Linked DNA regions of Homo sapiens: region 1 is linked to region 2. The links are chromatin loops, found by intact Hi-C in ENCODE. Cell type or tissue: heart left ventricle. All regions are shown on one strand. Links, peaks and the distances in the headings refer to the core of each region. The heading gives the core; the rest is flanking DNA. Region 1 overlaps LOC124909357 (a long non-coding RNA gene). Region 2 has its middle 240 kb from the start of LINC00692.

Region 1 (5,391 bases), core at 76-5,075, 210 kb after region 2:
AGTTTAAGAAGACATTCAGCAAAGAGGTAGAGAGAAAAAGAGGCTCTTGGTTTTGCCCAATCTGAGCATCAGACTCTTGACATATAATAATCACTGGGCAATGTCTCTATACGCCTCTTTCTGGAAGGAGCTTTAACATGGACTTTGAATTAAATAAATTTAAGTGTTACTAATTTTGTGTCAAGACTAGTTTTCTCTCGATTCTCTAGGCTTAGAGTATATATTTCTATGTTGATTTGTGTCTTAAATAAATAGCAAGAATTTTACTGCAGTATTGGTACAAAACTCTGCTCAGTGAAGCCAAGGGATCTGACAGGCAAAGTTCCAATCTCATCTTGGCACAGCCAACCAGCCAAACAGCATGTAACACTGTGATAATTTGAACATTTTCCTTTTCGAAAGCATATGATTCACAACAGTGTTTTTCTCTATCTAGTTTTTATCTCTCCTGAATCTCAAACATCTTCTTAAGTAAGGACTATTTCACAATCCTATTAAAAAATGGAAAAGCTGGTCACCTTAGATGAAAAAATATTAATGTAGTCCTAAAATTTCCTGAAGGAGAAACATATAAATATAGAAATATCTTCAAATATCTAGAGATTACTTCTTCTTGAGTTTACCAAATTCCGTTCTGAATATTTTGAGTTTGACTAGTGATGAGGACTTACAGCCTCTGGATAAAGCCAATGAAATCTGGATGTTTCTAGCTAATTAAGGAAAAAGCTCCCTTCAAAATTTTTAAATGAGAGGAAGCCTTGGATATAGCATTCGCTTTCTGTAGAGAGAAAATAATTTGCTAAGTGAAAAAAAGGAATTTCCAGAAAGAAATTACTAACATCATGTTCGTTTAAATTATTTTTAGACTCAGCATTAAAGACCTTTTGTTGTCATGTGTAAGCCAATGAGCACAAGATTAAATGCTGAGTTAACAAAAGTTAAACTGACTTTTCATCGTTTACTTACATCTTTAGTTACTTGGAAACAAAAAAAAATGATTTTTTGAAAAATAATTCCTTGAAGTCATGCAATTTAATGTAATATAGGAAGTATAAACAGAACATTTTCAATAAACTTCTCATAAACATTGCTCATCCAACAGCAATGCCCCAAGATTAGTTCAGTCATCACCTGATTTGTCCTGTGTGCCCATCTTTCACAATACCCCAGGACAGACAAAACTCCTAGAAAAGGAATGTGGAGCCCTAGAGTTTGAGACCTCCTGAGCTGGAAAAGTACTTGATGACATTATAATGACATTACAAAAGCTTTATACTATGAAAGCCACTAAAGAGCCTGAGTCCTCAAAGAATTGCCCATCAATGAGATCAGATAAAGGCAACATTGAAGAAACATCCTTGCATACTGGAACTTTGCCCTCTAGCCCCATCTCTGCTCTGGTATTTATTATTATCCATGCTTGTCATTGCCGTCCTGGAATCTAAATTATCAATTTAACATAGTGTATATTAGTGGGTTTGTAAAACCTAAATTCAGTTCAATTTTTCTGCATAACAAATCATCTCAAAACTTAATGGTTTAAAACAATCCTGTATTAGGACTCAAGAATCTCTAGGCCATCTAGATGGTTCTGCTCATTTGCCCAGGCTTGGCTAATCTTGGCTAAGCTCTTTCACATGTCTGAAGCCTTGCCTGGGAAACTGGGTTGACTCCTTGCTGGCCCACATGGTATCCCATTCTCCATCAGACTGCCCAGGCTTGTTCACATGATGGCTGGCAGCATTCCCAAAGAAAGAGTAGAAACCACACGGCCTCCTGAGGCCAGGCTTCTAAATCACACTTAGTTACTTCTCTGCATTCTATTTGTCAAGGAAAGTCATAAGTCCAGCCTAGGTTCAAGTTTTAGAGAAACAGAATGTACCTTTTTATGGGAGAAGCTGCAAAGAGAAGGGATCGCATTGCAAAGGGAAGGGTATAGAAAGAGATGAAGAATGGCAGCTATTTTTGCAGTATGACACAGAAACAAGTAACTCTTCTAAGCAAAAATGTTGTTTCTTTGTTGGGGGTTAATTTGGAAGGAGGGGAGGAATGATTTCTAACACCAAAGGGTCTTCACCAGTTGAGGCATATTAGCCAGGTAAAGCCAGGCTTCCAGCTCACCAAACTCACCAGTTTTCCCCTCTGCATTCTGTTGCCAAGCATGCCCATTCCCATCCAACAATCTTTAAGTTCACACCCAGGAAGGAGAGTTTGGAGGACAGTATTTGTTGAAAAATACTTTAGGCAGCCTCTGGCCTGGAATGCATCCACTGAACTGGAAGATTCAGTAAGTTGCTACAAAAATAAAATGCTCAGTGAACAAATGAATGCTTGGCTCCTTCTAATGAAAGGGGCTGGAGAGCTCAGGAACTGGCAGAAAAGGTCGGTGCAAGAACAGAGTCCTCAAGACAGTACTACCAACTCGCAGCAAGACTCCAAGTCCTCAGGGAAAAAGAGGAGGAGAAGAAAGCCCCTGACAGAAGGAAGCAGGATACCCGTGAAAACAAAGAGAAGATGAAAAAACAAAGAGGCAATAGAAATCTGGAAGACCAAAAATAAAACGTCTGAGTTTTAAGAAAGTTTAAAAATACTAGTTTTTCTAGAAAATAAATTACTAGTATGCATGCCAACTTTCCTGATAATATATCTATAATATTTGGATATATAACAACAAAAATAAATAGTTCTTTGATATTGGAAGGGTTTTTCCCAAGCTATCAATTACTCAGTCCTACTCTTTTTCTTCTATTTCCTCCAGTCTAGGGTTCTTTGTCAGATAAATGGAGACTCACAGAAATCCAATAATAAAAGAAGATAGCAGGGAATAGTAGACATTATTGACTACTATATATGAAAAGTTTTATCTATGTTAAATGTTAGCATCCTAACAATCCATAGAGGAAGATATCATTGTATCCCTTTGACAAACTCAAAACTTTAGGATTAGAAATGTAAACTAACTTTCACAAGGTCACCCATTTGGGATGTCTTGATTCACACCCATTTCTGCTTGCTCTCAAAGTCCGGTTGCTTAACAAGTTTTCTTAAAACTCTGAAACCAATTAAAGGCCTTTGTTTCGGTGTTGGGATAACCAGCACCAGCAGGACTGTTGAGCTGGCAAGCTGATGTGTCAGGTTAATGACAGATCCTAGGCTTGAACCCCTTCTGCCACCTTCTGGTCTAAGGCTTTCCCTCACATCACACTCCTAAGCAGGGAAATTCAATCAGTTAATTTATTCATTTATTCCAAATTTGCTTATCTGCAGCTGCTGTGTCCCATGTGCTGTGTGAGGTGACACAGAGGGAACAATACACAGAGTTCCCAGCACTCATGGAACATAAGACCCGGCAGTCCCAAGATAAATGCTGGATTGGAAGGAAGCCTAAAACAGGCAAAGTTTGGGGACTCAATTATCCACACGATTCTTAATTCTTCCTTCTTTCTTGTTCCTTTGATGTTTTGTTCTTCATTCCTTAGGTCGCCCCTTTCACAGTGCTTTATAACAGCAGACTTTATACAGTGTTATTCAATGACTCAAACAGAACTGATTTGAGTTCCCACTCCCCACATTCAAGACTTTCTTCTGTAATTAAAGGTCTGAAATATACTGAAAACAACAGCTCTGAAGTTCTGAAAGTCCTGAGTACAGTACCTATTATCACAGCAGTTCCCTAATCCCTTCAGTATGGTAGTAAAACTCATTGCCAGGAATTTTTCTCCATAGGGTGCTTACTGAAATATCTCATTTTTGCTGTAGTTTGATGTTTTTTTGTTTCTTTAGCACTATGCTAATATGTCTAGAGGGAGTTAGGCTAGAGTAATACCTCCAGAGAGCAAAGCTTGAGACAAAGGCTGGGTGCAGATGGTTTGAAGAGAGGCAGCCCCAGAAAGCAGAAGTGAGGGAGTAGGGAAAAGACAGTACAATCCATGTGTTAATCTGCTGATTATTGCTGTGGGCAACTACAGCTCACTCTCACTGAGGCTCCTCTGGGGAATGGCGTGGGCCATATCTCAGATTTGTCTCACCAGAGGACAAGAAGCCTGAGACATTTATGCACTGATTCCCACCAGCCTTTGGAGCAAGCCTATCTCATAGGGCATTCGCTTCCCCAAGCTTCCAGGTTGTGTCTGTATATGACTGATCAGCCTTCTGCGCTTTCACAAAAAGCACTCCAAGGCAGCAGAGAGAGGTCACATCCTGTGCTTGATGAGGGATGCTGTTAACTCACATGGAGCTGTCCACCTAAGCTGCACTAAAATCAGGTGGGCTAACAGGATGAAGCTCGGTGCATCATAAGCGTCTGCTAGAAGTAACGTCGATGTTTTTAAAATGGTAATAAGTATAGATACAATTTAGTAACTTGTAATTTACAAAGTGCCCTACACATACATAATTTTATCTGATTCTCACAGTAGCCATACTATGAGATTGGCATTATTATTATTATCACATTTTCCTCATGACATTCTGAGGATAAGAGAAGTCAAAAATGGTAAGAATATCCCATCCTACTTAGAGTTCTAATCTGCTTCTGCCAATTATAATTGATTGAATCAGAATATATTAGTTTGAATCATCAATACACCCTACACCTACTGACTTGAAAATGCTACACAGAATTTTTTAATTTTCAAATTGTTTCAGAACCACAAACACCTGCACTAATAATGCTCCAGAGAAAAGTCATCAACAACTTACATTCTTCTTATCTTACAATACATAAATTAGAACTATAGAGTCCAAGAAATAATTAACAGGTTCCGGTTTATCTTAAAATAGTCCCCAGTATAACTCATGTGGCAATTCCAACAATATGAATGTTTATTACTCATGCCAAAAATCCTCCATAGAAATCTGTTGCTGAAAACATTATGTGGCCATGTTCCCATATGCAGATACGCTTGTTTTTCTCTGTTTCATGCCAGGGTACTTAATCCAGTCATCATAATAATTGCTGTTTTCTCTGCCCTCTTTATATAATTATTAGTGTATGAATCTGAAAGAAACTTGAGATTTTTAAGAATATAGGAAAATCTACCAGAAACATTAATAGAATCACTCCCACATTTCACTTCTCTGATCTTTGCTTTTTCAAAAAATAGGCAACTAAGTACATTTCTCCTGAAATGTCACTGTGCATTTAAAAATATTCCAAGATGATATTTATTTTTATCCCTTATCCTCTCTGTAGCCAAATCTTACTTAGCAAATTTTGTACTTTGGTAATACAATCATAACTTCATTTACTTTGCCTACTAGCAAATATGCATATGTAACTCACAGTCCTTAAAAATAGAGTAGGTGATTTAACCTATAGAATGTGAGTTTATTCCAAATAACAGTAAAAGCACAGTAAAATTTTTGAAAAAAGAGAAAATATCCACTCTA
Region 2 (5,391 bases), core at 136-5,135:
TGGGGGATTTGAAGTGCTCCCAGGCTGCTGGGAATGCACTCAGATGGAGCAAAGTACCCAGGTTGGTCATCGAGGCTGTATTATGTATAGTCTCCTGGTTGGTGGCCAGGCAGGGGGCCTGGGAAGGACTGGCAGGCAGGCAGACCTACAGGGAAGTCAGCTCCACTTCCTCCTGGCCACAGTTAAACGGGGCCAGAGTCTCTTGGAGGAAGATGGGGAGCCCTGGGATATGGCCGACAGAGCTGTCCTGTGTACGGAGGCCCCTGGCTCCCTACTGGCTTAAGGCCCACTTCCATCTACTATCTGGGAAGATCCCCCTGCCAACTCAACTGTCCATGTGTGATGTGGGGTCCCCTGCAGCTAGGATCCCTAGAGGTACACAGCAACAGTGGGCGGTCCCACAGTCCCTTCACTCACCCCTTCCCCAAGAGCCATTTGGAGGTGGGAACCAACTCTAGCATTCGAGCACCATGCCCAGGGTTCCCAGCTTTCTCTCTCTTCAGTCTCAGCTTCTATGTCACTTCTGCATCCAGTCTCAGTATTTTCTCTCCAAAAATCTGTTCAAATTATGTTGGTTTAGTCAAAATATTCGTCTCTTTCAGTGGAGTCAGCACTTCCCAGTTGCATCTAGTTGGCCATCTTGTTAAAAAGTCTCTAATGATTTTTGTCAAGATTGCCAAGACCATTCAATGGAGAAAGGACAGCCTTTACAACAAATGGTGCTGAGAAATTGGATATCCACATGCAGAAGAATAACATCTTATTGCCTAACATCATATACCAAAATTAACTCAGATTTGGTCAAAGACCTAAAACTATAAAAGTCTTAGAAGAAAACATACAGCAAAAGCTTCATATCATTACATTTGTCAGTGATTTCTTGGATATAACAACAAAGGCACAGGTAACACAAGGAAAAATAGACAAATTGAATTTCATAAAATTAGAACTTTTGTGCATCAAAAGACAAAATCAACAGAAAGAAAAAGGAAACCCACAAAAATGGAGGCAATATTTGCAAATTATATATCTGGCAAATGATTAATATCTAGAATATATAGAGAATTCCTAACATTTAACAACACAAAAACAGATAACCCAATTTAAAAATGGTAAAGGACTTGAATAGACATTTCTCCAAAGAACACACACAAATGGTTATAAATCACATGAAAAGATGTTCAGCTTCACTAATCACTAGGGAAATGCAAATGAAAACTACAAGGAGATACCACCTCACACCCATTAGGATGGCTACAATTTAAAAAAACAAAATAACAAGTGTTAGTGAGGATGTGAACTAATTGCAGCAATGTTGGTGGAAATGTCAAATGGTATAGCAGCTGTGGAAAAGAATATGACTGTTTTTCAAAAAACTACCATATGATCCAGCAATGTCACTTCTGGGTATATACCCAAAAGAATTGAAAACAAACCTCCAAGAGATATTTTTACCCCAATGTTCATATCAGCATTATCCACAATAGCTAAAATGTGGAAGCAATGCAAGTGCCCATCAACAGATGAAGGGATAAGTGAAATGTGGTATATACATACAATTGAATATCATTCAGCCTTAAGAAAGAAATTCTCACATACATTTATACCACAGGTGAACCTTGAGAACATTATATTAAGTGAAATAAGCCAGTCACAAAAAGACAAACACTGTATTATTCCACTTACAAGATATTTAGAGTAATCAAAATCACAGAGCTGATGTTAGTAGAATAATGGTTACCAGAGGTTGGGGGAAGGTAAAAGGGAGATTTATTGTTTAATGAGTAGAGAGTTTCAGTTTTAATCTAAGATATTGAGACACTAATATATTTTATCTAATATATGGGTTTAAAAGCTCTTGCTTCTCACTACAGCAATAACTACAAGTTTGGTTTTAGAGTATTTATATTGAGAGAAATTTCCATTTAATTACCAGACAAGCCATTTAACTTGAAGTTGATTCTTTGCATAGTAGAAACTATTAAAAAATCAAGCAAAACATTTTAAAGTAGATACTTTTTTTAAAAAAATTGAGGGTTTATTTTCCTGTAATCTATAGTTTTAAAAAATTAGTCATTCAGAATATTGTTTGAGAATACTGAAAGTATAGAGGGTAATTATACTAAAAGCTAAAATGAGTCTTTGATGTACACTTTAAGTGCAGGAATCATTTATCCTGGCTGGAATAGAGTTAATGGCAATGCAACATACTTAGAATAAGGAATTCCCTTGAATATGCTCACATAGACATATATTCCTTTTGAAACATCATTACCAATAAATATTTTAGGTCTATTAAGCGTTTTTTGGTCACTCATTCTTTCTTACCCAAGATTTTTTACTTTGGTGTCAGTGCTGTCCCTTCTATCAACTTTATTATGCTTCCTTGAAACTTGTAAATTTGGAAATTGCCTAACAAAACATTCAAAGTCACAATGCCAACAAGCTAAAGAATATCAGAGAAAAGAAAATGCCAAAAACTCACAGAGAGTAAGCAGGAAAAAAGGCTGAGACCATCACCATGCCAAGGGACCTTTCTAACACAAGAACTCCCCATCATCTCCTCAAATCTATGACTAACAATTGACTACAGGCCCCAAATGCTTTTCTTCTTTAAATTCAGCCAAGTTCACTTAGAATGTTTTCACTTGTCATTTAACAAACATTAGACAAAGATCTACTGTGTCAAGAACAGAGATAGATAATAACTAAAAAGAATGAGTCTACTTAGCATTAAAGATAAAAAGACAAGTAAGTTATAGTCCCAATCTGTCAGGATCTCAGAGTCCAATAAGAAAGGCAAACATGTATATACATAATTATAATCAAGGGCTATTTGGGCAGTGAGGGAGTGTGTACAAGGTAGAGGGCACTGCAAGAAAGGGGATAATTAACTCTGGTAGTGGAGGGAATACGTTTCTGCAGGAGTAACAATGTGTGAATAGATTTTAAAAGATGAGTAGAAATTTGTTAGGTTTTCAATGCAGAAAAGCACTCCTGGAAGCAAACAGGGAGCTGTGAAACAGCATGGCATGTTAAGGAAAATTGCAAGTAGTGAGGTATAGATGGAAAATAAATATGAGAGGTACAGGTTACAACAATACGGATGGGAATGAGGGGTTAATGCTTACTGATATGGTTTGGCTATGTCCCCACCCAGATCTCATCTTGAGTTGTATCTCCCACAATTCCCATTGTTGTGGGAGGGACCTGGTGGGAGATAGTTGAATCAAGGAGGTGGTTTCCCCCATACTGTTCTTGTGGTAGTGAATGGGTCTCACAAGGTCTGATAGTTTTATGGGGAGAAACCCCTTTTGCTTGGCTCTCACTCTCTCTTTGGCTGGCACCATCCACGTAAGATGTGACCTGCTCCTCCTTGCCTTCCACCATGATTGTGAGGCTTCCCCAGCCACATGGAACTCCAAGTCCAATTAAATCTCTTCCTTTTGTAAATTGCCCAGTCTTGGGTATGTCTTTATCAGCAGCATGAAAACAGACTAATACACTGACCATTCCAGTTTCTCCTCACTTACTATGATGTTGTGTTAAAGAGCCAGGATAATTTTACAGGGTTTAAAGAAAATCACTTATTACATTTATAGGTAGCATGTAGTCAGCAAATTAATATGCAAACATTCTTTGCAGTGTTGTTTGCAGTGGCAAGAATGTAGAAACAACCAGGCTTTTACCATTTGGGGTCTGATTAAATAAATCGCAATACTTCACTAGAAAGCAATAGTATGTGGTTGTTTTATTTTAAGAAAATAAGGTAGTGCTGCATGATTAAAATGGACCTCATAACAGGATATAATATTTATTTGAAAACAAAACAAAACAAAAAACAAATAGCTGGTCATGTGTATACTGCCTTGTGTGTGGGGTTTTTAAATGATATGTTAGCATTAAATGATATGCTAGCATTATACATAGGTTATAACCTATAAAATGCAAAATGATATATGTTTTTAAAAAATAGCTCAGGAACTCATTTTCTTTTTTCATTCCCTTTCTTCCATCTGCGAAAATGAACAAGATAATATTAATTAGGACAACGGGAGAATGTATGATAAGCAGTTCAGAATAAGAATTTATAGTCAATTGTAGTTTTCCCCCACAGAATTAAATAGAGTCAATGAGAATGCTGCATATAATACTTCAGTAAGAGTTTTTCACTAGCACATTTCACCAGCGCTGTTTTGATCAACAAGTGAAATCTTATTTTTATTTTTTCTGGGCATACGCATGATTGCTATAATGTTGAGGCAAGGGGCAGAGGCATGGAGACTACCAAACGGAAAGACTGTGAGTCTCCCGGAACATGAGGACATTGTGTTTTAAGTATATTAGAAAAGTCTAACATCAGGGCAGCAAGTAATACTATTTAACAACAGCCTGACGCTGAAGGAGGACAAAATGAAGTGTGAATGTTTTTATAGATGCTGCAAGACATTGTTGTGCTGTTGTAGATGTGATTGTGTTACAATCATATCTGTTTCAGCTAGTGTCATTTTGAATTTGAACAAAGCAAAACATCCTAATATTTGATATCTGTTATGCACTGAAGAGGTTGAGTACCACTGTTTCAAATTATTATCCTAGTCCCCAATGTTATCGCTTTTAGACATTTGGTCTATTCTAAATTAATTATGAATACGTTTGTACATATCTATGGAAATAAACAAGCTAAATTTAAAGGGGGAAAAGGTGTTATGGACACAAGAGCAGGACCTGAACACATAATTCCCAATGGTGATTTGCAAGTCTAATGCACCAAGTTCAATGTCCAGGGCTCTTTATTCAGCTCTGAAAAAAATATATATGTATATATATACCATGTTCATCCCAGGAAACTCCATTTCATAAAACACTGTTATAAATACTATAGAGAGTTATGGGTCAAAATAACATGGTAGGTTCCACCTATATGTCTTTAAGTTTAGAGAGTCATGCATTGTAGGCAAGAAAAGAAGAGGCAATGATCATACTGCCTCTGTTTTAGCCAGACAGTGATCTTCCTAGGGATGTCAGGATGTCAGCTGTATCTGTCTGATCTTCAGCAGCAAGCTTCAGAAAAAATTCTTCAGCCTATAGAAATCCAAGGTGCTAATGAACTCATTCTTTTTTGTCACTATCTATCACCCATCCCCAGGTTTCAAGGAACACGTGGAATGTCTCCTGTTTTGACTCATTTAAATATCAGTTCTTGCCCCAGTAGACTCCAGCATTCAGAAGTAGCCCCTATACCACTGATTTGTTCATTTGTGCTTCCCTTCTTCTAATGGATTCCTCAGTATAGACCTCAGTTCACTCTCTGGACCAATTTCTATTCATCACCTTAGCATGAAGAACCAGCTGGCTATCTCTCTGAGATTCAGTTCTTATTTATTGTGA

The links. A loop is a pair of places that touch in the nucleus more often than their neighbours do. Peaks named below come from ENCODE experiments on the same cell type or tissue, not always from the same donor. Only the 100,000 strongest peaks of a DNase experiment are listed, where the experiment ranks them.
Region 1: it touches region 2 in a loop (17-fold over the local background); 32 of 110 quality-filtered maps call a loop at or near these places.

Annotation. Positions count from the first base shown.
Region 1 is chr3:25,902,240-25,907,630 of GRCh38, reverse strand. The region is part of intron 1 of LOC124909357 (a long non-coding RNA gene); the gene reads right to left. Among named protein-coding and RNA genes, the nearest start is that of LINC00692, 31 kb to the right of the region's middle. RefSeq lists an enhancer at 902-1,567. In heart left ventricle, for the core only: a CTCF peak has its summit at 3,169 (motif pointing left); no DNase peak of the experiment used is centred there; H3K27ac peaks cover 532 bases.
Region 2 is chr3:26,112,531-26,117,921 of GRCh38, reverse strand. No RefSeq gene overlaps it. Among named protein-coding and RNA genes, the nearest start is that of LINC00692, 240 kb to the right of the region's middle. RefSeq lists an enhancer at 1-80. In heart left ventricle, for the core only: a CTCF peak has its summit at 2,874; no DNase peak of the experiment used is centred there.